Linked DNA regions of Homo sapiens: region 2 is linked to region 1. Evidence: chromatin loops called from intact Hi-C (ENCODE). Cell type or tissue: IMR-90. All regions are shown on one strand. Links, peaks and the distances in the headings refer to the core of each region. The heading gives the core; the rest is flanking DNA.

Region 1 (12,805 bases), core at 4,714-7,213:
TATACAGTATATATATATATATACTATATATACTATATATATAGTGTATAGTAAATACATTCTGTAGTATATATTTCCTATAGTAATATTTATATATTAATAAATATATCTTTACTGTAGTAAATATATTAGTAATTAGTAATATTTATTACTATTTACTATTTAGTAATATTTACTAAAATGTTAGTAAGCATTACTATTAATATAATAAATAATATAATATAATAAAATTAATATAATCAATAATATAATTATATTAGTAAACAGAAATACTAATATTTATTAAGACTTTACAGAAAAAGTTTGCTGACTCCTGATATATAATATAGGTTAGAAATATTTTAATCAAAAATGATCAAAATTTAGGCCAGATAGGGTGGCTCATGCCAGTAATCCCAGCACTTTGGGAGGCTGAGGCAAGTGGATCACTTGAGGTCAGGAGTTCAAGACCAGCCTGGCCAATATGGTGAAACCCCGTCTCTACTAAAAATACAAAAAGCTGGGTGTGGTGGCAGCGTGCCTGTAATCCCACCTACTTGGGAGGCTGAGACAGGAGAATCACTTGAACCTGGGAGGCAGAGGTTGCAGTGAGCCGAGATCGTGCCATTGCACTCCAGTCTGGGCTACAAAGGGAGACTCCATCTCAAAAAAGCAAAACAAAACAAAACAAAAAGATCAAAACTTAAAAAAAGAGTTTTGGCTCTGTTTTTTAGGTGACCCAGGTATCCATACTGACATATTTTCTGAGGCTTCCAGGTGTTTGAGGCTTATTTTATTTCACTTAAGGGAACAAAACAGAGTGGTTCTTTGCTTAAGAAAATGAAGAGAACAGACATAAGTGTCTGTTCTTCTTCCTTGATTTCACAAATCCTCCAAATGGTGTCAAAATGGCATACTTTCCAATTAGCTATTTCATTACTACTGTCGATTTTTTTTTTTCTGCAAAACTAGGTAATGACAGACTGTGGTTCACTCTTTCTACCACCTCCCCACTTCTACCAGAGCCCCTGGGATCTCCAGCATCAAGAAGCTGCAGGTGTGTTCTTTCAAGAATCCAACTAACCAGGCTAACTGCACCCAAATTCGACACAGTCCCCAAGTGAGGACTTACTTTCTAACCTCTCTCTTACAGATTAGTAAAATTTATCTTTAGGTCTTACCTTCAAAATACCAAGAGTGGGTGAGAATTTAAGCAACTCTTTTATGACATCATTATACCCTTTGTTGGCTGCTTTCAATAATGCTGTTGTGCCATCCTTAACAGAAAGAGGAAAATAAAAGTTGATTATTAACATATATCTGTGTTGCTTGAAAGCAGTCAGTTGGGAACTGGAAAGTACCGTTGTCAGAAACTAATGACGTGTAAATTAAGCACAGATCAGCAATGTCTCTTAATCTAGGAGCATTTTAGAGAATATTAAGCAGTAAATTCTGCATGAAAGAGTATCAGATAAACAGTGACTTAGATTATGTTAGAACTCTGCCATTTGGGAATTCATACTTCTACAGTTCCTGAGAACACTGGGCAGGGGACAAGGGGAATTTCAAGAGCATATTTTTAGGCCATGGTTGGACCAAAGAGGCATTCTCGGCTGTTCATAACTTAGCAGAAATGGTTAACTGTCTTTAATAATTTAGATCATTGTTGAGCTGTATTTACTGTTTCTAAAAAAATTTATACAGCCTTGCCCTAGTCTGCTCTAGGCATCCGCCCGTGTGTGGGTAGTGGGGCTTAGGGGCAGAGGTGATAGATTAAAATCTGCTAAAAGGCCAGGTGCAGTGGCTCACGCCTGTAATTCTAGCACTTTGGAAGGCCAAGGCAGGAGGGTCACTTGAAACCCCGTCTCTACCAAAAATACAATAGCCGGGTGTGGTAGCCCGTGCCTGTAGTCCCAGCTACTCGGGAGGCTGAGGCACGAGAATCACTTGAACCCAGAGGCGGAAGTTACAGTGAGCTGAGACCGTGCCACTGCACTCCAGCCTGGGTGACAGAGTGAGACTCTGTCTCAGAAAAAAATAAAATAAAATCTGCTAAAAAGAATGAAAAGCCAAATTCAAAAATTAATATTTAGCTTCTGTCGTTATTTTTTGGCTCAAGAACACAGTTTCCAAATTCCTTTTTCTCCCATTTTCACATATCAGTCGCTGTGTTTGGAGGATTTAGTCCATAATTCTCCCGTAGCCAAGAAACCACTTCGGCCTGCCATTAGGGTTTATCTGTAATCAGAAAGAAGGAAGAATGAATTGGGGGGCGGGGGGTGGGGGTCTTTTCTGGCTTCAGAGATTGTGGGAAGAAGAAGAGTGAGAGAGAGGGCAGTGAAATGGTGGCGAACGCGTCTGGTGATTTCCCTTTTTTGGAGCTTAGACTTGGAGAGGGGAAGGTGGGTTACGTAAGCAAGGGTTATACAAAGGCCACAGTAAAACACAAAAAGCAAACAGCATAGGTGGTCAGGTTCTCTTCAAGCCTTCCTTATGGGGAAAAGGGCCTGCTGTGCAGCACACAAAGGCAGTATTAGGTGGCACCAGCAGAGGCCAGTGGATGACGGCGGGCCAACAGGGGACGGGGTGCAAGGGGTCTGCAGCTCCAGGGAGGAGGGGCAAGAGGCAGGGCCTGCAGGAGGCGCAGCACCAGCCAGGGGATCCCCCTAGGACACGCCCCAGGACAGCCGGGAGGCCCCCAGGACAGGCGGGAGGCCCCCAGGACAGGCGGGAGGCCCCGTCTCTACCGCCCTCAGGCCTAAGGCTAAGATTCCACCCTCTCTAGTGCGTCCCAAGGTCATCTCGGGTGGAGGAGGAGAGAGACCGAGCAGCACCGAATCAGACCTTGACTTTGTTTTCCTGCTCAAGGAAGGAGGTTGGGAGGAAACCCATGTGGGCTGCAGACTCAGTCAAGACCCGTTTTCTCCACACAGGCGCGCCGGGAGGCTTCGCTCTTTGGCCGCGCGACTCGGGCACTCACGTTCCGCGCAGCGTCGCGGTCGGCTCCGCGCAGCAGCATCACCCGCACCACCTCGCTGTGGCCCATCTGGGACGCGATCCACAGGGGCGCTGTCCCGTCCTGCGGGAAGAGGAGGCGGCGGCCGCCGTGACTGGGGCGCCCGGCCCCACCCGCTCACAGAACGTCTTTAACACCAGGGGTCTGAAAGCGAAAACTCCGGGAAGGCACTCCCTGACCGCAGATCACACTCTGCAGCTGATCCACACCGCCCAGGAGGCAGTGAGAAAAGAGGGGGTGTGTGTAGCCCACGGACGCAGACGGCACGTGGCTGAGCCTGGGCTACTTGAATAATTGCCAGTATTCAAATTTTGGCTTATAAAATCATCCATTTTGTGGCTGGATCTTTTACCAAAAAGGGTGGTACAGACTTCATGGAAAGATGCGTGGGAACCTTGCTTTGAAGGCTTGGGGGAGCAGCTGACCTGTATACATACACCACAGCAGAACCAAATTCCACAAACCCAGAGAGAAGCCGGCCTATTCCCCCAAGACTGTCCATTTCTTTGCTTTCCCAGTGGGTCACACCTTAATGTTCACAAAATACACCCTTCATTCCCATAGAACGCAGGCAGTTTTCTTTGAGGTGGGGTCTGCGGGTCAGAGAACTCAAGTCATTTCTCCTACTCTTCTAGTCTGGTGTCCAGAACCCTCCAAAGCCACCTCATTTCTTAGGGGGCTTAATTTTAGGTGGAATCTGTTGTTGTGTCTTCTAGGAAGTGATGCACATAAACTAGTTACGGCAGGACAGCATTTTGGGGAATATTTCCTCTGCGTATATTTGGGAGTATTTCCCCAATATTGCTATCTCTGTGCACACTGGGCCATGAGGTGGAGATATATTGCTTCAGAGGAGAAAAAAGTAAAACATGCAAGGGATGGGGAAGGATTTGACAGTAGGGTGGTTCCCAGCAGATGGGATGGAAACTGGGAAAGCCTTCCAATGTGTGAAGGAGCTAGAGAGGGAGGGGGAAGGCGGAGGTCACGTGAGAGTGTCCACGTTTTCTTCCCCCTCTGCGTTGAATCTCGCGTGTGTTGTGGGGGAGAGGTAACCTAGGTTGTGGAAGAAACATCAGGTCAGTTATGGGGAATTCCAGATGGGAAAGGATTTTCTCTTCTTGTGAGAAACCAGGAAAGTTACAAGCCCTTTAGAGTTCTGCTCTCTGCTGGTGCCCGGGAGATAGGAGAGAAATGGCCGTGGGAGTTTCAGAGTCAGTGGTCCCCCAGTCCCCATGGCCCACATCCACCTAGCACCTAGGCATCCAGGAGTCCCGTCTGCCTATGGGAAATCAGAAGTGACAGAGAAACAGTCGGCTGGAGTGAGCCTGGTGTCGGGAAGGCAAGGCCACAGTGCCCTGACTTCCTGAGTAGATACAATGGCCAGGCCAGCAGAGAATGGCGAGACCAGCTGCAACCCTGGGGTGTAAGAGTGCAGGACGCTTGTGGACCAGCACAAGGGCCACGCATGAGGCTCTCCACCCCCATCTCAATGCCAGGATGATAGTCTGACTCTTAGGTCCCTTCGGAGAGAAAGGCAGGAGGGAGCAGGATCCAGAATGGGCTAAAGGTAACCTCTGAGGTAATTATGGTAATATGCCCCAAGAGACTGTTTTAGCCAGATAAGACTGAATTACCCATCGGGGGAAGGGGGGCTGAAGAGCAAAATGATTCAGTTATAGAATATAAAGTTACATTTTCTGCTGCAGTGTGTAATTTCAACCTTAGCCTACTAGCAGAAGCAGGCACAAGATTGTTGCCCACTGCTGTCCCAGGAAAGGGAGAGAGGATGAAGACATCTGAGCTGGGTCGGGGAAGCTGGTGACTTGGGAGCCCAGGAGGATCTGGGGGTGCTGAAGAGCAGTCACAGGATGTTGGGACCTGTCTTGGGAGAGACAGTGGAAGAGGTGCTGAAACAAAGGATAGAGGGAAGTGGAAGACACTTTAACTTACTTCATAATTTTTCCAGGGTCCTCTTGGTGGAAATATTCTTGAATCTAAATATTATCATGAGCAATTTGTACTTTAATTTGTACTTTAGTTTAAAAGCACTTCCATATTCTTTATTTGATTTTCCCAATTCAGGATTTAATTAATCAATAATTCAAGCAACCAATAATGATAATTATTATTTGAGACAGGACTCTGTTACCTAGACTGGAGTACAGTGGCATGATCAAGGCTCACTGTAGCCTCAACATCCTGGGCTCAAATGACCCTCCTATCTCAGCCTTCCTAGTAGCTGAGACTACAGGTGTGCACCACCATGCCCAGCTAATTTTTTTTTCTTTTTTTCTTTTTGTAGAGATGGGGCCTTGCTTTGTTGCCTAAGTTGTTCTTGAACTCTTGGCCTCCAGCAATCCTCCCACCTCAGCCTCCCAAAGTGCTGAGATTACAGGTGTGAGCCCAGCCTTCTAAGTCTCAAGCAGAGTGCTAAAAATAAGTCCTGGAGAAGAGACATGGAGGTTTCCATACGACTGCAGTGCCATCATAAAGTATGGACAAAAATGCACAAAATCAAACAGGTGGGAGGGCTGCTGCATGGGGAATGAGGGCTCAGTGTCCTGGATAGAGTGCTATCTGATCCAGGTCTTGAAGAAGGACCAGGATTTTGCTAGGTGTGAGAAAGGGGAAGGGTCGTTTGAAGGAGAAGGAAAAGCAGCTACAGTCACAGTGGCTTGGACAGGCATGGCTCCTTCATGCAGGGTGGGAAATCTAGCTGCTGTAGCCAGAGGGGTGCGGGTGGGACCCTGGAAGGCAGGAGGGGAGTGTGGGTCCAAGCTGGTGCCAATACTAATGCGCTTCTCCCTCCGTGCCTGCTCTGGGTCTGTTTTGTTCTTTGTCACTCTCTCCACCAGAGGGCGGGCAGGGAGAGGCAGCCAGCTGTCTATTCAATGTGCTTTTCAATGGCTTGGTCATTATTAGTAAACTTGTATTAACAATTGAAACTAATATGTGGGAAAGTGCTAAAAGGTGCTATATTGTGAAAAATTATCTATCTATCTACCTACCTACCTACCTATCATGGAGTCTTGCTCTGTTGCCCAGGCTGGAGTGCAGTGGTGCCATCTCAGATCACTGCAACCTCCACCACCCAGATTCCAGAGATCCTCCTGCCTCAGCCTCCCGAGAGGCTGAGACTACAGGCATGCACCACCACACCCGGCTAATTTTTGTATTTTAAGTAGAGACGGGGTTTCACCATGTTGGCCAGGCTGGTCTCAAACTCCTGACCTCAAGTGATCCACCCGCCTTGGTCTCCCACAGTGCTGGGATTACAAGCATGAGCCACTGTGCCTGGCCAAAAAATTATTATTATCAATTTAGAACATCAATGATAACACTCATCAAATATATCATCTTAATTGGAATAGTCATGGGAGGTGGAAAAAGCAATCAGTTCTTCCTGGCTGTAAGACCTTAGGCAAATCATCTCAGCCTGAGTGAGTGTCCTCTTAGGAAAAATTATTAGCTTCGCAGAGATAAGTGAGAAAACATATACAAAGGTGGTGAGCATGAGCACTGGCTCACAGATGCTTAGGAAATGTTAATTGCATCTGAGTAGTATTTATCATGAGAAACAATACGCCCCTTAATTTGTACTTTTGTTCACAAAATACTTCCATATGCTTTTTAATTTGATTCTTCCATCGACCCTGTGAGATAACTGACTGTGAGCAGGTAGGAATGAGTGGGAAAATGAGATTTGGGGGCCGCCTGTGTATTTCATTACTAGTCATTACATCTCCAAATCTGATTTTGGAGCCCAGGGAGTTGCATGTGAGTTAGAGCATTATTGTCAAATCAGATTACCTATCAGTTGATTATTTAGTTTATGAATTAGGAGAGGTTTTCCTCTTTTGTACACCTTAATTTCTGTTTTCTCTTATTTTTTCCTTCTGGTATAATGGTTAGAGCCTTCATTTTCATCATGAAAATGATGGGGTGCAGTGGCTCACACCTGTAATCCCAGCACTTTGGGGGGCCAAGGCGGGAGGATGGCTTGAGCCCAGGAGTTCAAGATCAGCCTCAGCAACACAGTGAGGCCCCCATCTCTATAAAAAAAAGAACAATGATTTCATATGTTTTTTTTTTTTGAGACGGAGTCTTGCTCTGTCGCCCAGGCTGGAGTGCAGTGGCACAATCTTGGCTCACTGCAAGCTCCGCCTCCCGGGTTCACGCCATTCTCCTGCCTCAGCCTCCCGAGTAGCTGGGACTACAGGTGCCCACCACCACGCCCGGCTAATTTTTTTTTATTTTTAGTAGAGATGGGGTTTCACCGTGTTAGGCAGGTTGGTCTCGATCTCCTGATCTTGTAATCTGCCCGCCTCGGCCTCCCAAAGTGCTGGGATTACAGGTGTTAGCCACCGCGTCTGGCGATTTTATATATTTTTTTAAATTAAACATATAAAAATAATTTTGAAAATGATGAAAAGTAAGTCAATTTAGCTCCTTTTTGTAGAGTTTTGGAATGTACCAAAATGTGAAAAAACATTTAAAAATATTCAAATAGGCTTTTGAATACTTCCATATACTTTGATATTTTTAATACTTTGATATTAAATCAAAGAAATCATTGTGAAGTTATAACCTCTACAGCACTTTTTTTAAAAAGGTAATGGCCAGGCATGGTGGTTCACACCTGTAATCCCAGCACTTTGGGAGGCCGAGGTGGGGCAAATCACTTGAGGCCTGGAGTTTGAGACTAGCCTGGCCAATATGGCAAAACTCTGTCTCAACTAAAAATACAAAAGTTAGCCGGGTGTGGTGGTGCATGCCTGTAGTCCCAGCAACTCAGGATTCTGAGGCAGGAGAATCACTTGAGCCCGGGAGGCAGATGTTGCAGTGAGCCAAGATCATGCCTCTGCACTCCAGCCTGGGCGACAGAGTGAGACTCCATCTCAAAAAAAAAAAAAAAAAAAAAAAAAAAAAAAAAAGGTAATAGAACATTTAGCCTGAAGAAGAATGAGATTCATGGGGTTATGATAGCTGTCTTTTACTATGTGTGTGTATATCAAGTAGAAAAGGATTTAGACCAATTTTTCAGACCAAGTGATAGAAAGAAGACAGATGGGTGAAAGCTGCATGGAGACTTGGGGTCAATGTATAAAAGTTTAATGAGTGTTGGCTAAGACCAAAGAAACTGATCAGAGAGGAGTGAGTTCTCCATGCCTAGAGGTGTTCAACAGTAGCTGATTATCATAGAAAGGATTCGAGTACCGATGGATGGCTAAATAGAGTGAGTTTTATAGTTTCCTCCAACTCTGTTATTCCCTCATTTCATTCGAGATCACTTTTACAGCCAGATCACAGCATGAGATGGAGTATATGACACAACCTGTATTAGAGACTAACCTTGTATGGTCTTATGTAGGCTCCTGAGAGTATTTGGAAAAAAGAACTAAAACCATCCTCTTCTGTGGGAATGAGTATCTGAAGCGGCACTAGCTCTTTGCTTCTACGATTTCCAGCCGTCACACTTGGGTTACTTCTACCTACAGGGTTAGGCCAGTCAGAAAGTCTTGGGGACCAATTCTATTTGAAGTTGGGAGTCCAAGAGCTGTGAGGAATCCTGCCCGTGGCAGAGGGAGTTCAATATTGAGATAATTTTCTTACCCACCCTACCCTGCCCTGGAGCCTATTTCTTATGATTGTCCCTTGCACCGTGTGCCTGGCCCAGCAAATGGGTCTGTAAGAGATTTTACCAGATGCTGCATTGCCCATGGTCTGACTCTATCCTCCCCAGTCAAGGGTGATGGGACTGAGGATAGGCAGGCCAGCCAGTCACTGTGGCCTGGTGCACAAAGATGAGCTGTGACAATGACATGGCTATTCCCAGAGGTTGGCAGTCTGATCCATAAACCTGGGGACCACATACAAGATAAGTAAGCAGACAAAACTGGTAAAAAAAGAAAGGAGTGGGGAGAAACAGAGATATGAAGAGACTTTGAGATGACAGAGAACACACGACTCACTAGAGAAAGTGCAGCCTTGATTTCTGATGGGTTTTCTGTTCCAATGAGGCCTGGTTGGAATAGGAATGATAATAACAGCAATACCTAACATTGCACTGGGTGTGTATCAGCTACTGCATTAAGAGTTTTGCAGGGATTATTTTATTTAATTATCACAGTAGTCCTAAAATACTGAGACTCAGGGACAGTAGGCAACCTGCTAAGGTCACACAGTTAATAAGCAAAATGGGGCCTCTGTTTCATTTTAAGATATCTATATCCCCATAATTTCCAAGCTGCTCTCCACCCAAAAAATCTGGGTCTGCTCCCTAGCTGCCTCTTACAGTCTTCCTGGGGCTTATGCTTATGAGTCTGGGCCCTATATCTGGAGCCTTCTTCTAACTCTCAGGCACTGATCACTAAATGCTGCAGGCTTCCAGACCTGCTCTGCACCAGCCATGGGGATCTTCTGGCAGTCGATACACTTTTTCTGAGTGTGTACCATGTGCAAACGAAACAAGACAGAGTCCCTGCCCTTGCCAAGCAGCAAGGACTTCCTATGGCTGTCTGTTCCCATTTCCAAACCCCCAGGATTCTACGCTAATCTTTTGGCTCCTTCTCCCACTGCCATTGATGGATTCACCCCTCTAAGCTTCCGACCTGGGAGAACGTTTAATTTCTGGGTCCAGCTACTCTGTGTACAAGTCAAGGCTTCTGTTAGGAGATGGCACTTTATTAGATGACTTTTCCTCCAGCCTTCAAAGAAATACTGTTTAGCACATGAAAAAGACTAGATAGAGATGAGTTAACTGACTAACCTCAGCTCTGGGTTAACAGGATCAGACCTTTGCATTCTATTAAAGTATTGTTTTAATAAGGTGGGTGAGTGGAGTTGGGAAAATATATGTCGAGGCATTTGGTTAATAGAAAAATAGAAATAGCCACTCAGCTAGTGATTAAAAAGGTCTGACTCATAGCAACTCAACTTGGTGAGGACACGTGGAAAGAAATGAAAATGAATTGTTAGAGTGAAATCTATATTTCAATGATCTCTGTGACTCTTGACCTTTTGGCTTAGGACAATATGGAAGGAAAATATTTTTTGAAGTTTCAAATCAAGAACATAGTCTTCCTACTGTCTGGCTATGACTAGATTTGGGATTATGATTCCTCATCCCAAAGTACTAAAAAGGTCTTCATTTAGTTCTCAGTGATAGAGTTACAAAGAAAAGTCATCCCACTACCGTTCAGATTCCCTGAAGCTCATATCAAATGTCAGCTGAGTAATTTCAATGTAACTTTGTCAACATCCTGTTACAGGATACCGTAATAAAATGGTAGGGCTTCATAGAATGTCAGTGCAACAATTACAAATCAGATTTAGCCAAAAGTATTAGGAAATTAAACCAGGCAGGTATTCCTGTCCTCATTTTGTAAATTCAAGGATTTTCCAATAATGACTCAATGTGTCAGCTGAGATTTCAGAATAAAACATTGGTTTCCAAATGCTCTACCTATAGAATATAGGTAGGCCATGTGCAGGCCATGTGCAGGCATGGCACTGTTTTCTTGGAACATAATAAATATGCAGAGTTTACACTTTCAGAGAAGACGGAACTTGAGCTAGTCTGACCTGGATAGATAACAACCTCTAATTATAAGCTCACAGTAGGTAATAAAAATTATTATGATTTGAGGGCACAATGGGGTGAGTGTACTCTGTAAAAAGGAAAAATTCCATTGCCTTTTTTCCCCAAAGCAATTCTTATTTTATAAGACACCCTTTTCCTGAATAACAATTCTTTTAGGGCTGAACTCAAAATAATTCAAAACAATTTCATTAGATGCAGTCTTTAGAAGTTGTAGCACTTGCTCCTTGACCAGAGGGTGGATCCCTGCACTCAAAGACTAGGTCATCCACTTTGACCAGGTTATCCTAACTCTTGAGGAAGAAAAAACAGCTATGGCGTGTTGTGGCTACTGCTGCAATGTTGGTTTACTCTTTAACTTCTTGGCTTCAACATCACGGCATGACTCATTTTAGGTTTAAGTGGGCATGGCTCATGCAACATTTGAAATATAATCTCTTATATCGACTTGGTTTTTTACAAGCAGTACTTTAGGCATATAAAGAATAAAATTCAAAGTGCCAGAAATTATTTTGGAAGGATGTACTAATAGAGAGACTTGATAATCTTGATAACCTCACATTCTAAATTCACAGTGGTATCTTCAATAATGGCCCCCAAATCAAACTTAGGCAATCTAAAAATAACCAATTCCTTTTACTAATTTTAGTAAAATGAATCATCTGATTCAGAATCAATCAACAATAACAAAATAAGAAGGACCAATACGAAAATATTAAACTCCAGTCCTCGAAAGTCAACTCTAGCAGGACGAAAGTAAAAGTTTTTTTGAAACTGCTTCCTTTCCCAGGAGTATTCCTGGGGCCACCTAAGAATAACTTTACAATTCTAAAAATATAACCTTACATTGATACATTACATTGATTACAATGTCTGGCACATGGTAAGTACTCAAGAAATATTGATTGAATGTTGAATAAAACAATTATTTAAAATGTGGGCATTTGAAGAGATCATCAGGCTCATGCTGCTCAGCCTCCTAATTTTCAATGATGAAAGTCAGGCCCAGAGAGGTTGATTCACTTGTTCAAAACCACACAGCTCAAATTATTGGCAGAGATGGATTGAGAACTTGGGATTCCTGACCTCAAAACCACTTTGCTTTCCTGACTTCAAACCACTCTGCCCAAAGGCTCTTTATTTTTCTCAGGCTCCTTATGTGCTTGGGCTTCTAAAGACCAGAGAAACCTGTGTCCAAGAGCTCAGACCAACCTTAAAGTTCTCATAGCTATTCATTATGTGAACACAGAGAGGCATTCCTGTATCAGGTCATAGTACAGTGGAGATGTGCCTGGGTATGAAATCAGCTTGACTTTTTCCTAGGAAACTACCTTTATAGTAATGTTTCCTTAATTCGAAATGTTTTGTTAAAAATAAATTAATCTGGTGCCAGGCATGGTGGCTCACACTTGTAACCCCAGCACTTTGGGAGCCCAAGGTGTGTGGATCACTTGAGGCCAGGAGTTCGAGACCAGCCTGGGCAACATGGCTCTCTACCAAAATGTATCTCTACTAAAAATACAAAAATTAGCTGGGCATGGTGGCATGCACCTGTAATCCTAGCTATTTGGGAGGCTGAGGCACAAGAACCCAGGAGGCGAAGGTTACAATGGGTCGAGATCATGCCACCACACTCCAGCCTGGATGACAGAGCAAGACGCTGTCTCAAAAAAAAAAAAAAAAAAAGTTAATCTGGACAAAAATAGTACCTACACAAGAGAAGCTAATTATAATACTGTACATTTGGAAGGTTCTTCACTGTTTATAAAGTGCTGCCTGTATAATCTTGCATTTCTGTTCTTTTTTCTTCTTTTTAAAAATCATTACTCTTTTTTTGAGACAGAGTCTTGTTCTATTGCCAAGACTGGAGTGCAGAGGCGCGATCTCGGCTCATTGCAACTTCTGCTTCCCAGGTTCAAGTGATTCTCCTGCCTCAGCCTCCCAAGTAGCTGGGATTACAGGCATGCGCCACCGCGCCTGGCTAATTTTTGTATTTTTAGTAGAGACGGGGTTTCATCATGTTGGCCAGGCTGGCCTCAAACTCCTGGCCTCAAGTGATCCTCCTGCCTCGGCCTCCCAGGGTGCTGGGATTATAGGCATGAGCCACCACTCCCAGACTACATTTCTGTTCTTTTACTTTCAGTTAATTGAATTGCTAGCTGTTAGCTTGCTGTTGGTAAATGAAGTCTCAACAGCATAACAATTGTGAG
Region 2 (12,805 bases), core at 4,424-6,923, 500 kb after region 1:
TATTGATCCAGCTGGGCCTTGGTTAATGAGTCATTTGGCTTACAGTGTTCCCGAGTCACAGGCTGTCCTGAAGATCACCTGCTGACTCATTGGTGCCCTTGTTTCCCCGAGGCCTCCTGCAGTGACGTGCTGAGGAGAGGAGCCCAGGTCTGCGGGTGGGGGACCCGTCCTCTGAGAAGCCTGCAGCTTCTCCTCCAGGACCCTTCCAGCCCACCTGGCTGGCTGTGGGGATAATGGGCACTTGGGAGCATTGGAGGGGGAGGAAGCATAGAGAAAGCAGCAGGAGACGCACCTGGAAGCCCAGGGGAGGGAAGTCCACCTCCCTGCAAGTGTAGGGCAGTGAGAGGAGCCCTGGCACCAGCAGAGCAAGAAAGAAATGCATGCACCGTTCAGAATAAGCTGTCAGGTCGTCTGGCTGTTTAAGATTTATTTATTAATGGTATGTGACATTTAGCATTTCTCAATGCCTAAGATTAAACTGATGCTTTGAATCCTGATCATGCTTTTGAGCTGCTCCTCTTGGGTACTTGTGGCATCGTGTTGGCAGACCCTGAGTGACATCTTCAGCGGCGGGAAAACGAAATGTATTTCACTGGGAGTAAGTAGAGCGGACATTTGAGAGTTTGCTGGGTCCCAGACAGTGTTATGTGAATGAAAGTGTTGGAAATGTAATCTGGATCCTCAGGGAATTTCTGAAGTGTCGGGAGAGGAGATTTGATGAGCAGAAGCAATTGGAGAACAGCATTCTAGGGTATAGAAGCAAACTATCAACTGTATGGTGAAGAGCTCACTGAGAACTGGGCTAATGGAGCGGCTTCGTGCATTCACTCAGTAGCGATTGAGAGACTTCTGGGCCAGGGCTGGGCGCACACGGGGATGAAATATGGTCCCTTCCCTTTCCACACCTGTGTGGTAACAAGGGGCTAGATTAGCAAACAATTAAAATCCAACACGTCCTACTGTACAAGTGTGAGAGAACGCTGGAGGAGAAGGCGGCGCGAGCTGAGCCCTTACCACCTGAGTGAAGGAGAAGGTGGGTGTGAGCTGAGCCCTTAACACCTGAGCAAAGGAGAGAACGCTGGAGGAGAAGGCGGCGCGAGCTGAGCCCTTACCACCTGAGCAAGGAGAGGTTCTCTGTGCTTAGGTTAATTTCACAGCTGTTTGGGGGCAAATTGGAGTATTTTCCTAGCAATCTTTAAACCACTGTCTTCTATATTGCTTAACCTGTTTAAAATAACTATGAAGGAAAAAGATGCTTTTGAATTATGATGATTGTAATGTTATCGACAGATCTTAGCTGGTAATTCTGTTTTCCTTTTCTCCTTAGTGTCAAATCAACAGTGCCTTGACATCTTTCCACACTGCTTTGGAACTTGCAGTAGACCAGAGAGAAATTCAACATGTCTGTCTGTATGAAATTGGTAAATATGAAATGTCTGTCCAGCCTCTTGTTAAGAAGTAGTATTAATGCAGTATTTTAGCTTTCATGCCATTCAGTGTGTGTCTACAAAATGCTTGGTGCCTTCTGTAGTAAGAAGGACTTCAGTTATTCCCGTAGCACATGCAATGATACTTCTCTCTGATTCTCATTACGTTTTTATAACATTTTTTCTTTACAGCATTTTGATTTTTTAGGATAATAGGTGATGTTAAATGAATTGATTAAATGACCAGAAATACCTTATTGGACTGCATTAGAATTCAAAGCTCTTTGTTCCTCCTTCCCACTAATGTTTACTTGAGAAGAAAAATAGGAGACAGGAGATAGTTGGACTGAAGTCCCAGTGTTTTTCACCAACTAGCTCTGAGACCTTGGACAAGTTGCCCAAACCTTCCTAGCCACATAGTTGCCATTGGAGTTAAGGTGCCTCCCCTTGTAGCAGCTGTGAGGTTTAGATGACATGACGTGTGAAACCTCATGCAGGGGGCCTGGCACGGAAGGCCCTCCATACATGTTAGCTGCCACCTTCTGCTTCTCCCTTACTGGAGAGACAGTCACCAACAAACCTGGAAGGATTTATCTGCCCGAGATTTTCCCCATTCTCCTCCAGAATTGTTGCTATGGGTCTTTGCTGACTGCACTAAAACTCTGATCCTATTACATTAGTAATTGCAAAATCTTTCTGTGTAACAGTTTCTCCATTGTGCTGGGAAGAGTAAACACAACTTTGAACTTGAAACAAAAAAAAATTTTAAATAAGGGACTCAGACTTTTCAGAGTTTCAGCGTAGCTAATGCTACAAGGTCACACCATGTAGCACATAAAAAGGAATGACAGAGGCAAAGAGAAAGGAGAAATGATGAGATAGTGATGAGACTCCAAAGGGAAATTGAGACTTAAAAAGCTTTCTGCAGAGGGACAGGGAAGTGGAGACAGAATGCTCAGGGAAGCAGTTGACACCTGTCAGTTTGGGGGGTCAGGCCCTGTGCTGCCTGCCACTTGCTTTGCCTGCTGTGGACACAATTGTCTTCCTGAATCCTTTTAAGGAAAACTGAAAACCAAAAGATTGCGAACTGCCCAATAAACAATATTACGTTTTAAATGCCTGTTGTGGTTTAAAAAGAGGAAATGATGTATAATCCAGTGGAAAATGTGTTTTTGTGTCTTCTACACTCTGCTGGAGCTCTGCTTAGTAGCCACAATATAGAATGAAATGTGCTTCAAAGAACTTGAATGAAAAACTCTAGCTTTGGTGGCCTTTTGTTGGTGCATCATTTCAAGTCCTATGACAGGATAGGATGTTAGAGCAGAAGGAAGCTTAGAAATCACCCAACCCAGGCCTTAGGAAGGTTAACTCAGGAGTTGGTAGTAACTCGGGCTTCCGATTCAGGCTCGGAAGCTTGAGTTGGTACTTTTTCCTGAGTTATTCCTGACTTATTCCTGAGTTATTCCTGACTTATTTCTGAGTTATTCCTTATTTATTCCTGAATTATTCCTGACTTATTCCTGAGTCAGTGCTTCCTTCCATCTCTATTTTGTATTTAATTCCAATCTTTCTCCGCTATCTATGCTAGGATAAAAATAATCAGCCCAGGCCGGGCACGGTGGCCCACGCCTGTAATCCTAGTCCTTTGGGAGGCTGAGAGGGGCAGATCGCCTAAAGCCAGGACTTCGAGACCAGCCAGGTCAGCATGGTGAAACCCCGTCTTTACCAAAAATACAAAAATTAGCCAGGCGTGGTAGTGGGCGCCTATAATCTCAGCTACTCAGCAGGCTGAGGCGGGCGGGAGAGTGGCTTGAACTCAGGAGGCAGAGGTTGCAGTGACCTGAGATCCCACCACTGCACTCCAGCCTGGGTGACAGAGTGAGAGTGTGTTTCCAAAAAAAGCCCAAATTTTTACTCTAAACTATGTCAATATCACATCCCATAGAATTTGACAGTGAATTTTCTGAAGTGTATATCTCACACACTCTTCCTCCCACGGTTTAAATGGCAAGTCTCAGTTTACACAATTACTTAGTGATGCACCTGATAACAGAATATTTTTTATGGAGGCAGTATCATGTAAAGGAAAGTGTGTTGGATTTTGATCCACAGTTATTCCTTCTTAGTTGTATGGCTTCAGCAGGTAGCTACCTCTTGATACCTTAGTTTTTTTTTTTTTTTTTTTTTTTTAAGACAGGGTCTCACTGTGTCATCCAGGCTGGAGTGCAGTGGTGCAGTCTCAGCTCACTGCAGCCCAGACCTCCCCGGCTCAGGTGATCCTCCCACCCCAGTCTCCCAAGTAGCTGGAATTACAGGCGTGCACCACCACACCTGGCTAATTTTTTATAGAGATGGGGTTTCACCGTGTTGCCTAAGCTGGTCTGGATCTCTTGGGCTCAAGCGATCCTCCCACCTCAGCCTCCCAGAGTGCTAGGATTACAGGCATAGGATTAGTCCTTGCTAATACAAGGACACTATTAGCCCCCTTTGCAAGGTTGTCATAAGGATTAGAGAGCGTTACATGAAGTGCTTACCACAGCATTGGCACACATTAGAGGCTCAGGTGATGGGGGCTACTGTGATGAAAAGTGGGAATAAAATCCTTTACATTTTAGTTGCTGCAGTTCCTTACTAGAATGCCCATTTAACTGTTTCGATCCAGGAAGGTGGGGTTCTTTCACTACCAGTGTGCTGAGGGAAGGTAGGGAAATGCCTAATTTCTCATTGGCTTGCTGTCTAGATCTTATAAAGTTTTGAGAATGAGTGGGCCAAGCACGGTGGCTCACACCTGTAATCCCAGCACTTTGGGAGGCTGAGGTGGGCAGATCACTTGAGGTCAGGAGTTCAAGACCAGCCTAGCCAACATGGCGAAACCCCATCTCTACTAAAAATACAAAAATCAGCTGGGCATGGTGGTGGGTGCCTGTAATCCCAGCTACTTGGGAGGCTGAGGCGGGAGAATTGCTTGAACCCAGGGAGCAGAGGTTGCAGTGAGCCGAGATCGTGCCATTGCACTCCAACCTGGGTGACAGAGCAAGACTCCTTCTCAAAAAAAAAGAAAAAAAAAAAAAAAGAATGAGTGGTAGTCACTGAGTACATAATCGAGTGGTGTTGCTTCCACTGTTTCTTATTGCACCTGTGTGTACTCTTGGAGAAGTACTGCTGTGCTTGGGTTAGCCTCACGACTGTTAGGACGTAAATTGGAGTGTCTTTCTAGAAATCTTTATGCCATTCTCTTCTGTGCTGTTTTATTGGTTGTCTGACTCAAACCTAAGTGCCTTGTCAAATTCAAACTTTACATTGAAAGTATTTAAGGGAAAAAATAATTTCTTAGGTTTTCAGGTTAAACTTTTTTACGCATTTCATAGAACATGCACAGAGAATGATCGCCATATCAGAGGCTCGTGGCTTAAATATGGGTCATAGAGCTCAGTACTTTAGGGTCATGTGCTAAAAATATTTCTTTCATAGGTTGGTGCAGCATGATAGAGCTCAATTTCAAGGATGCATTTGATTCCTTTGAGAGGCTAAAAAATGAGTCCAGGTGGTCCCAGTGCTATTATGCCTACTTGACTGCAGGTGAGTCGCCCATGGTCCCTCAGTGTGCCTCTCTCTGTCGTGAATTAGCTCGCCTGACGTGGGCAGATGGGAGAATGATGGCAAGAGGAAGCAAAAGTTGTACCCCTCCACAGCCTTCCCCAGCATGTTAATGTTTTGTGCAACCAAGTAAATAGTGCTAGAATACTGTGTTCACTGACCCAGGTGAACACCCAGAAATTCAGTAGTGCCCAGGGTGCCCCTTCACCACACGCTTCCCCTCTGGGCCTGGCTTGGTCCTGTTTTGTGTCTTGGAAATGCATATTATGAGGTCTTCCCCGTTACTGTATATTTTGCCCTAAGTTGCCTCAACCTGTCTCTATCCCTTTACTTAATATGCTATGTTTTTTATTGGGATTCTGAAGAATTTTTAAGAATTGAACAGTCTTTTTTCAGTGTGTTAATTTTTTTTTTTTTTTTGAGTCTGGGTCTTGCTCTTTTTGCCAGGTTGAAGTGCAGTGGCCTGATCACAGCTCACTATAGCCTCAACCTCCCAGGCTCAAGCGATCCTCCTGCCTCAGCCTCCAGAGTAGCTGGGACTACAGGCATGCCCTACCACGCCCAGCCAATTTTTTAAAAAAAATTTGTAGCAACAAGGTCTTGCTATGGTGCCCAGGCTAATCTCTAACTCCTGGCCTCAAGTGATCCTCCTGCCTCAGCCTCCCAAAGCACTGGGATTATAGGCATGAGCCTCAGAGCCTGATCTGTGCTAGTATTTTTGTTTGGTTCGTGCCCTGGTTACAAAGTTGCATAGGTCTGAGTCATCTGCTCCAACCTTGTTTTACCTCATAACTCTATTATATTTACAGTATAATATTTTAGATGCAAGGTATTTACATTGCATATCGTTATTAACACCTGTATTCTGTTTTGAATTAAGTGTTTTTTTGCCCATGTATGAGGAGATAGAGATGTGCTGCCACCTGGTGGCCAAAGTAGTTGTCTGCATCCTTCAATACCTAAAAGGCCACGTGATTCAGAGTTGTAGAGGTGTGGAATTGAAGAAAGCCAAGCGGTTGTACCTTTTCTGCCTCTAAGCAACTTCATGTAAGCCTTTTCTGGTTTGTGTAATGAACTCTCCTCTTGCAGCCACATGAGTGGTTCTTTTACTTAAAATTCAAGACTAATCCAAACATTATTTTCAATACCTTCTTATTCTTAACGTTCAGATTTAATGACCATCTTCCACTTCCATTCTGCCCTCTTAACTGATCTATATAAAATAAGATAGGGTTGATGAACATTGACCAATAAGGATATTCTGGATCTCTTAAATTCCCTATAAAATTGCATCGGTCCATTAGCAAATGGACCCCAAAAGTCAGTGCAAAGCCCTCTTTTGTCCATATTCCGCATTGCAATCCCTGTTGACAGGCGTGTTCTCATGGCTCTGTCCCTGATGTTTGAATAAGCTTATTTTTCATATACTGGATAATATGCTGTGTCTCACACTTAAAGGATTGTTGTATAGAATTTGAAGACATCTCAGATGAAAGTAGCAGCTATTTGTTGAGTGACTCAGTGTGTTTAATACGTTGAAGAGTGGATGAATCCAGATTGAATAGCCCAGAAAAGAGAGGCCTGCACACAACTCCGCAGCCATTAGGTGTAATTGGGCCGCACAGTCGATGGTGGACAGCTATTTATTTTTTCATCTTTGTTGAGTTTCAAATACATAAATGTACAGCGTGGCTGTATAGAGGAACATTAATTCCCCCCCCCCAATATTTGGCAATCCCAGAACCATACCAATCATAGCAGAGGATAAGCATGAAAGATTCTGATCTCTGTTCCTGCATTGGGATTTTGTAGAGAGGATAAGATGTGGGTGAATAGCTCCAGTACAAAGAGTACATGAGGCAAGGCCAAGGCAGGCAGATCACGAGGTCAAGAGATCAAGACCATCCTGGTCAACATGGTGAAACCCCATCTCTACTAAAAATACAAAAATAAGCCAGGCGTGGTGGCGCACACCTGTAGTCCCAGCTGCTTGGGAGGCTGAGGCAGGTGAATCACTTGAACCCAGGAGGCAGAGGTTGCAGTGAGCTGAGATCGCTCCACTGCACTCCAGCCTGGCAACAGAGTGAGACTCTGTCTCAAAAACAAAAGAGTACATGAGGCAGGGAAGGAGCACCGTTACACTGTCCTGCAGGAGCTGCCATTTGGGCTGGCCGTGAGCTAGAGGGCATGGGCATTCAGGGACCCCAAACACTGCCACCAGGGCTTAGCTCCCCAGCATGTTAATGTTTTGTGTGACTATGTCAATAGTTTTGTACTTTTAAAAATTGTGATAAAATATGTAGCATCATTTACCATTTGAACTTTTTTAGGTGTATGTGTCAGTAACTCCAGATAACGCTCAGATTGTTTTGCAAACATCACCAGCATCCATCTCTGGAACTTCTTCATCATCCCAAACTCTACCCATTAAACAGAAACTCCCCATTCACGTTTTCCCCGAGACCCTGGTTACCACGCTTCTACTTCCTGTCTCTATGAATTTAAGTATTCTACCTACCTTGTGTATAAGTGAAATATATTTGTCCTTTTGTGTCTGGCTTATTTCATTTAGCATAATGTCTTCAAGGTTCATCCATGTTGTAACATGTGTCAGGATCTCCTTCCTTTTTTCAGGCTGAATAATATTCCATTGCATGTATATGGCACATTGTTCATCCATTCATTCATTGATGGACATTTCGGTTGTTTCCAATCTTTTTGCTATTGTGTGGAGTGCTTACCTGGAACATTGGTATACAGACATCTGTTCCAGTCCTTGCTTTCAGTACCTTTGGGTAGATACCTAGAAGTAGATTTGCATGATCATATACCTCTACTATTCCTGCAACTTTTCTGTAAGTTTGAAATTATATCAAAATTATAAGTTACCAAAAAATATTAGAATATAACATATGGGATTGTGTATATTTAGTCTTATTGGAAGAGTCAGTCATCCTAAGCTCTGTTTAGGCCTCATATTTTAGGATAAACCAGAGACTCCCATGACTTTAAACATCTGCATCTTTTAAAGCAACTATCTGGCTGGGGGCGGTGGCTCACCCCTGTAATCCCAGTACTTTGGGAGGCCGAGGCGTGTGGATCACCTGAGGTCGGGAGTTCGAGACCAGCCCGACCAACAACCAACATGGAGAAACTCCATCTCTACTAAAAATAAAAAATTAGCTGGGTGTGGTGGTGCATGCCTGTAATCCCAGCTACTCGGGAGACTGAGGCAGAAGAATTGCTTGAACCCAGGAGGCAGAAGTTGCAGTGAGCCAAGATCGCGCCATTGCACTCCGGCCTGGGCAACAAGAGCAAAACTCTGTCAAAAAAAAAAATCTATCTATAATTTTACTGCAAGAGAAATAGGTGGTGTTCGTTCTTCAGGGTCTGAGGTATGGATGTTATAGACCTTTGGGGTGGTTCAGATACCGTTGCTGTTTATGACTGGCTTTAATTATGTGATTGTATAAGAATGTTCTCAATGATCTGAGGAAGACCTCAAGCTAGGGACAGCAGAAATATATTCTTTTTCATTGATTTACTCTGTGACCTTAGGCAATGCTCAGCTTTTCCAGACCTTTGCATCCTCTGATCTAAAAATAATGGGGTTGGTTGCACAATACAGCCACTGAGCTTCATTCTGGTTTGGAAATGTTACAGCTGCAATTGATAAGGTCATTTTGGATTGGTGCACACTCCTCCATCTGGACCAGAGATGCCCCAGTGACTGGGAAAGGAGTTGTCCCTTCCTTTGAATATTCAGCCTCATCACTCTTAATCCCAGTAGGAGGAACCTGCCGTCTTTCCCATTGTCTTTGCATCCTCAGCTCTCTCCGAGCCTCAATTCTTGGACCCTTGGGCTCTGCCGATGGTAGCCTATCCTGGTACGTGCACGCCTGGGATAGGTGACTGCTTGACCATGCCCAAATGCGAGTACGGGACCAACCTACTTTTAGGGGTGCTCAGGTAACGAAGGGGGAACTAGCCAGGCACAGTGGCTCACACCTGTAATCCCAGCACTTTGGGAGGCTGAGGCAGGCATATCACGAGTACAAGAGGCCAATATGGTGAAACCCCATCTCTATTAAAAACACAAAAATTAGCTGGGCATGGTGGCATGTGCCTGTAGTCCCAGCTACTCAGGAGGCTGAGGCAGGAGAATTGCTTGAACCCAGGAGGCGGAGGTTGCAGTGAGCCGAGATCACGCCACTGCACTCCTGCCTGGTGACAGAGCAAGACTCCATCTCAAAAAAAAAAAAAAAAAAAAGAAGAGGGAACTAGCAAGTCAACTTTAGTGCATTCCAACTGGGGAGTGAAAAACCACATGTGATCTAACAAAATTGAATAGAAATGGATTCCGCAGCATCAGAGTTGGGAGGAAAGGATGGAGTTGTGGTAAAGTTTCAAGCAGTAGTGGGGCTGCAGCCAGTGCAAAGTTTGCATAAGGGACAGAGAAGACACAGCAAAGGGAGGATCATTAAATCTTTGGGGCCTGAGGTGAGAAGAAGGTGTGCACATGATCATGATCAAAATCTCACTCATTCCTCAAGACTCCGCTCGACTTCTCCTAGCTCCTTACAGCGTCTGGTCACTCCAGAGAGAAATGATCCCTTCTCTTTCTGAGCCTTCTGAAAACCACTTTGGTTCTCCTACCCTGACTACTCCTATCACTACATACATTGCAGCTTGTGGGACCCTATGTGCGTGTGTGAGCATGTGTGATCTTTTCAATTGTAATTTCAGTTTCTTTAGGATTCAAGCACATGTGTTTCTTCTTCACATTGTTGCTGGTGGCTTATAGGTAGTAGGCAGCCAAGGAACTTGGACAGGACAGATTGATGACTTCCTAGGACAGAGAACTCCTCCTTCTACCACGAAGCTTTCATGATCCTCGGGGCTCTTCATTGTTCTTTCCTGGGTTCCTATTTATTCCACTTTGAGTATGTGAGCCCTAACTAGGTTGTACACTGTGACAGTAGCTAAGGATTTTGTTATGTGAAAAACTGTCTCCCCAACAAGAGGACAAGGACCATGGCTTTCCCCAGGTCCCCCAAAAGCTCTGGGAACACAGGAACCTGGGAAATAGTTGAAGGACTGCAGGACGGTGCAGTCCTTTGTGGAACAGTCTTTTTTTTGTTTGTTTGTTTGTTTGTTTGTTTGTTTGTTTTTCTGAGACAGAGTCTCATTCTGTCGCCCAGGCTGGAGTGCAGTGGTGCGATCTCGGCTCATTGCAACCTCTGCCTCCTAAGTTCAAGCGATTCTCCTGCCTTAGCCTCGCAAGTAGCTGGGATTACAGGCATGTGCCACCACGCCTGGCTTATTTTTGTGTTTTTAGCAGAGATGGGGTTTCGCCATGTTGGCCAGGCTGGTCTCGAATTCCTGACCTCAGGTGATCCACTCGCCTCTGCCTTCCAAAGTGCTGGGATTACTGACATGAACCACCATGTCCAGCCCATTGTGGAATAGTCTTTAAACATATTTGCTCCTGCTTTTTTTTTTTTCAAGTATCATCACTTCAGGTATCCCTTATGGCATTTTCCCTGACTTGTACTTAAGAAATATAATTATGGTTTCTTACAGTTTGTCAGGGAGCCACTGGTGATGTGGATGGGGCACAGATTGTCTTTAAAGAAGTTCAGAAACTCTTCAAAAGGAAAAACAATCAGATTGAACAGTTCTCGGTGAAAAAGGTATGTTGGAGCCTATTGATCTGGTGTATTACTTATGATGGGCATTTGTAACCAACACTGCCTTGGCAAGCTTTAGGAAATTATATTCAAGGCTGCCTATTTACTTGCCACATAAAGTGCAGTTCACCGCCATGCAGAGGATTCTCTCCATGATTGTACATCTGCTCTGAATAGAAGATTCTTGCCTTGCTGCAAATAATGAAAGCAGATTTTTAAAAAATCGATGAGTCCTGCAGATACAGGGCCTCAAAAAATTGGGTTAAGACTCAGAGTGGTTCCCCTTCATGGAAATCTTTAGCAAAAGGTGAAAGATATATATGATCTGAAGGGTAACTGGAGTATAGTTTTTTTTTAAATTTTAATGAATGGAGACTATACGTTCTGCAGAGCTAATGAACACACCTCTAGAGAGAAAGGATCTGTCTAAAGAATTGGGTGGTTTTGGAAGAATACAAATTGGCAGGACCTAGTGAGAAATGCAGGCTGTCTGGGGTTGAGAATAGAGAACACATCACATTTTGATGTAATAAAAAGCAAATGTGTGTGTCACAGTGTCACAGTTGCCAGCAGAAAGGCCCAAGACTGTAGAGACAGTATTCCTATGTATTCTGTACTTCTGTGAATACAATGTTGCCGTATTACCTTGAGTTATGTAGTGTCTTATATCCTGAATTATCAGTTATTTTAGTTTTATATGTTTTTATTGAATGAACATTTAATGAAGCTTTTGAGTATAAATTTGATTATAATGTACAGCAGAGAGCACTGGCACTCAGTAGAAAATTTTAAAATCAAGAGAACTGTGACTAAAAGGCATCTAGTCTTAGTTCCTTAGGTGTGTGTAAGCCCGTTGAATTATTAGCTGTCACCAAGCTTTATAAATTCTGTCACTCTAAATGCATGTAAATCTAGTTTCATCCCCAAGTTTTCAGAATATACACTGCGTCTTTTTTTGTTTTTGTTTTTGAGACGGAGTTTTGCTCTCATTGCTCAGGCTGGAGTGCAATGGCGTAATCTTGGCTCACCGCAACCTCCGCCTCCCAGGTTCAAGCAATTCTTCTGCCTCAGCCTCCCGAGTAGCTGGGATTACAGGCATGTGCCACCATACCCGGCTAATTTTGTATTTTTAGTAGAGACGGGGTTTCTCCATGCTGGTCAGGCTGGTCTCAAACTCCTGACCTCAGGTGATCTGCCTGCCTTGGCCTCCCAAAGTGCTGGGATTACAGGCGTGAGCCACCATGCCTGGCCCCACCCTGCATTTTGATAGTAGGTTCAGTTGAATAATGAATGAAAGGCATAATTTCCAGTCTGTCAAAAATTGAAAGCAACATTTTTTATAGAGAGAAGAATTGTTATTCTTAGCTTTGAAGGAGAGGGTCATTCACATTGATGATGAACTGTGTGCTTTTAAAGTGTCTGAGGTATATTTTTTATTTGAATTTGTTTTTGAAAAATGTAGCCTGTTTATTCTGACTCCTTGCAGGCAGAGCGATTTCGGAAGCAAACCCCAACCAAAGCGCTCTGTGTGTTGGCGTCTATTGAAGTGTTGTACTTGTGGAAAGCTCTTCCAAACTGTTCCTTCCCCAACCTGCAGAGGATGAGTCAAGGTAAAAAATTTAAAAAAACCCAAAACTGTCTACTGGACACACTGGCTTCTTCTGTCAGTGCGGCATTCTTCAGTTTCCCGTTTATTTCATGTTTATCTCATCGGAGTCAGGGAGAGTACACATCTCTCCTTAGATAGAGGGTGTCGTGATGAAGAAAATCCTGTCACTTAGGTGATGGGAGGAGGAGGCAGCACTGCTGTGGACAGATATGCTTGCCTTGAACATGTGCTGCTTTTGTTATAAATGTTATTAATTCTGTAGCTGTGGGAGTTGCTGGAAGCATACATTTTTTCTCCCCGAGAGTACTTTGTTTCATTTAGGTGTGATTCACATAAGTAAAAAGATACTAAAGTGTGGCCTGGTGGGGTGGTTCACCCCTGTAATCCCAGCACTTTGAAAGGCTGAGGCAGGCAGATGGCTTGAGCCAAGAGTTTGAGACCAACCTGGGCAACATGGTGAAACCCTGTCTCTACTAAAAATA

The links. Hi-C counts contacts between places; a loop is a spot of excess contacts. Peaks named below come from ENCODE experiments on the same cell type or tissue, not always from the same donor. Only the 100,000 strongest peaks of a DNase experiment are listed, where the experiment ranks them.
Region 2: a loop joins it to region 1, with 9 times the contacts of the local background. A loop is called at or near these places in 43 of 110 quality-filtered maps.

What each region holds. Positions count from the first base shown.
Region 1 is chr18:23,616,572-23,629,376 of GRCh38, forward strand. It overlaps ANKRD29 (ankyrin repeat domain 29), which reads right to left. Exons shown (of 10, transcript NM_173505.4): 7 at 2,960-3,058; 8 at 1,161-1,256. Among named protein-coding and RNA genes, the nearest start is that of NPC1, 36 kb to the left of the region's middle. In IMR-90, for the core only: a CTCF peak has its summit at 5,852 (motif pointing right); no DNase peak of the experiment used is centred there; H3K27me3 peaks cover 187 bases.
Region 2 is chr18:24,113,227-24,126,031 of GRCh38, forward strand. TTC39C (tetratricopeptide repeat domain 39C) reads left to right here. Exons shown (of 14, transcript NM_001135993.2): 7 at 1,328-1,421; 8 at 4,899-5,006; 9 at 10,608-10,717; 10 at 12,201-12,324. It also overlaps the pseudogene RNU5A-6P. Among named protein-coding and RNA genes, the nearest start is that of CABYR, 19 kb to the right of the region's middle. In IMR-90, for the core only: a CTCF peak has its summit at 5,953 (motif pointing left); a DNase peak (open chromatin) is centred at 5,975.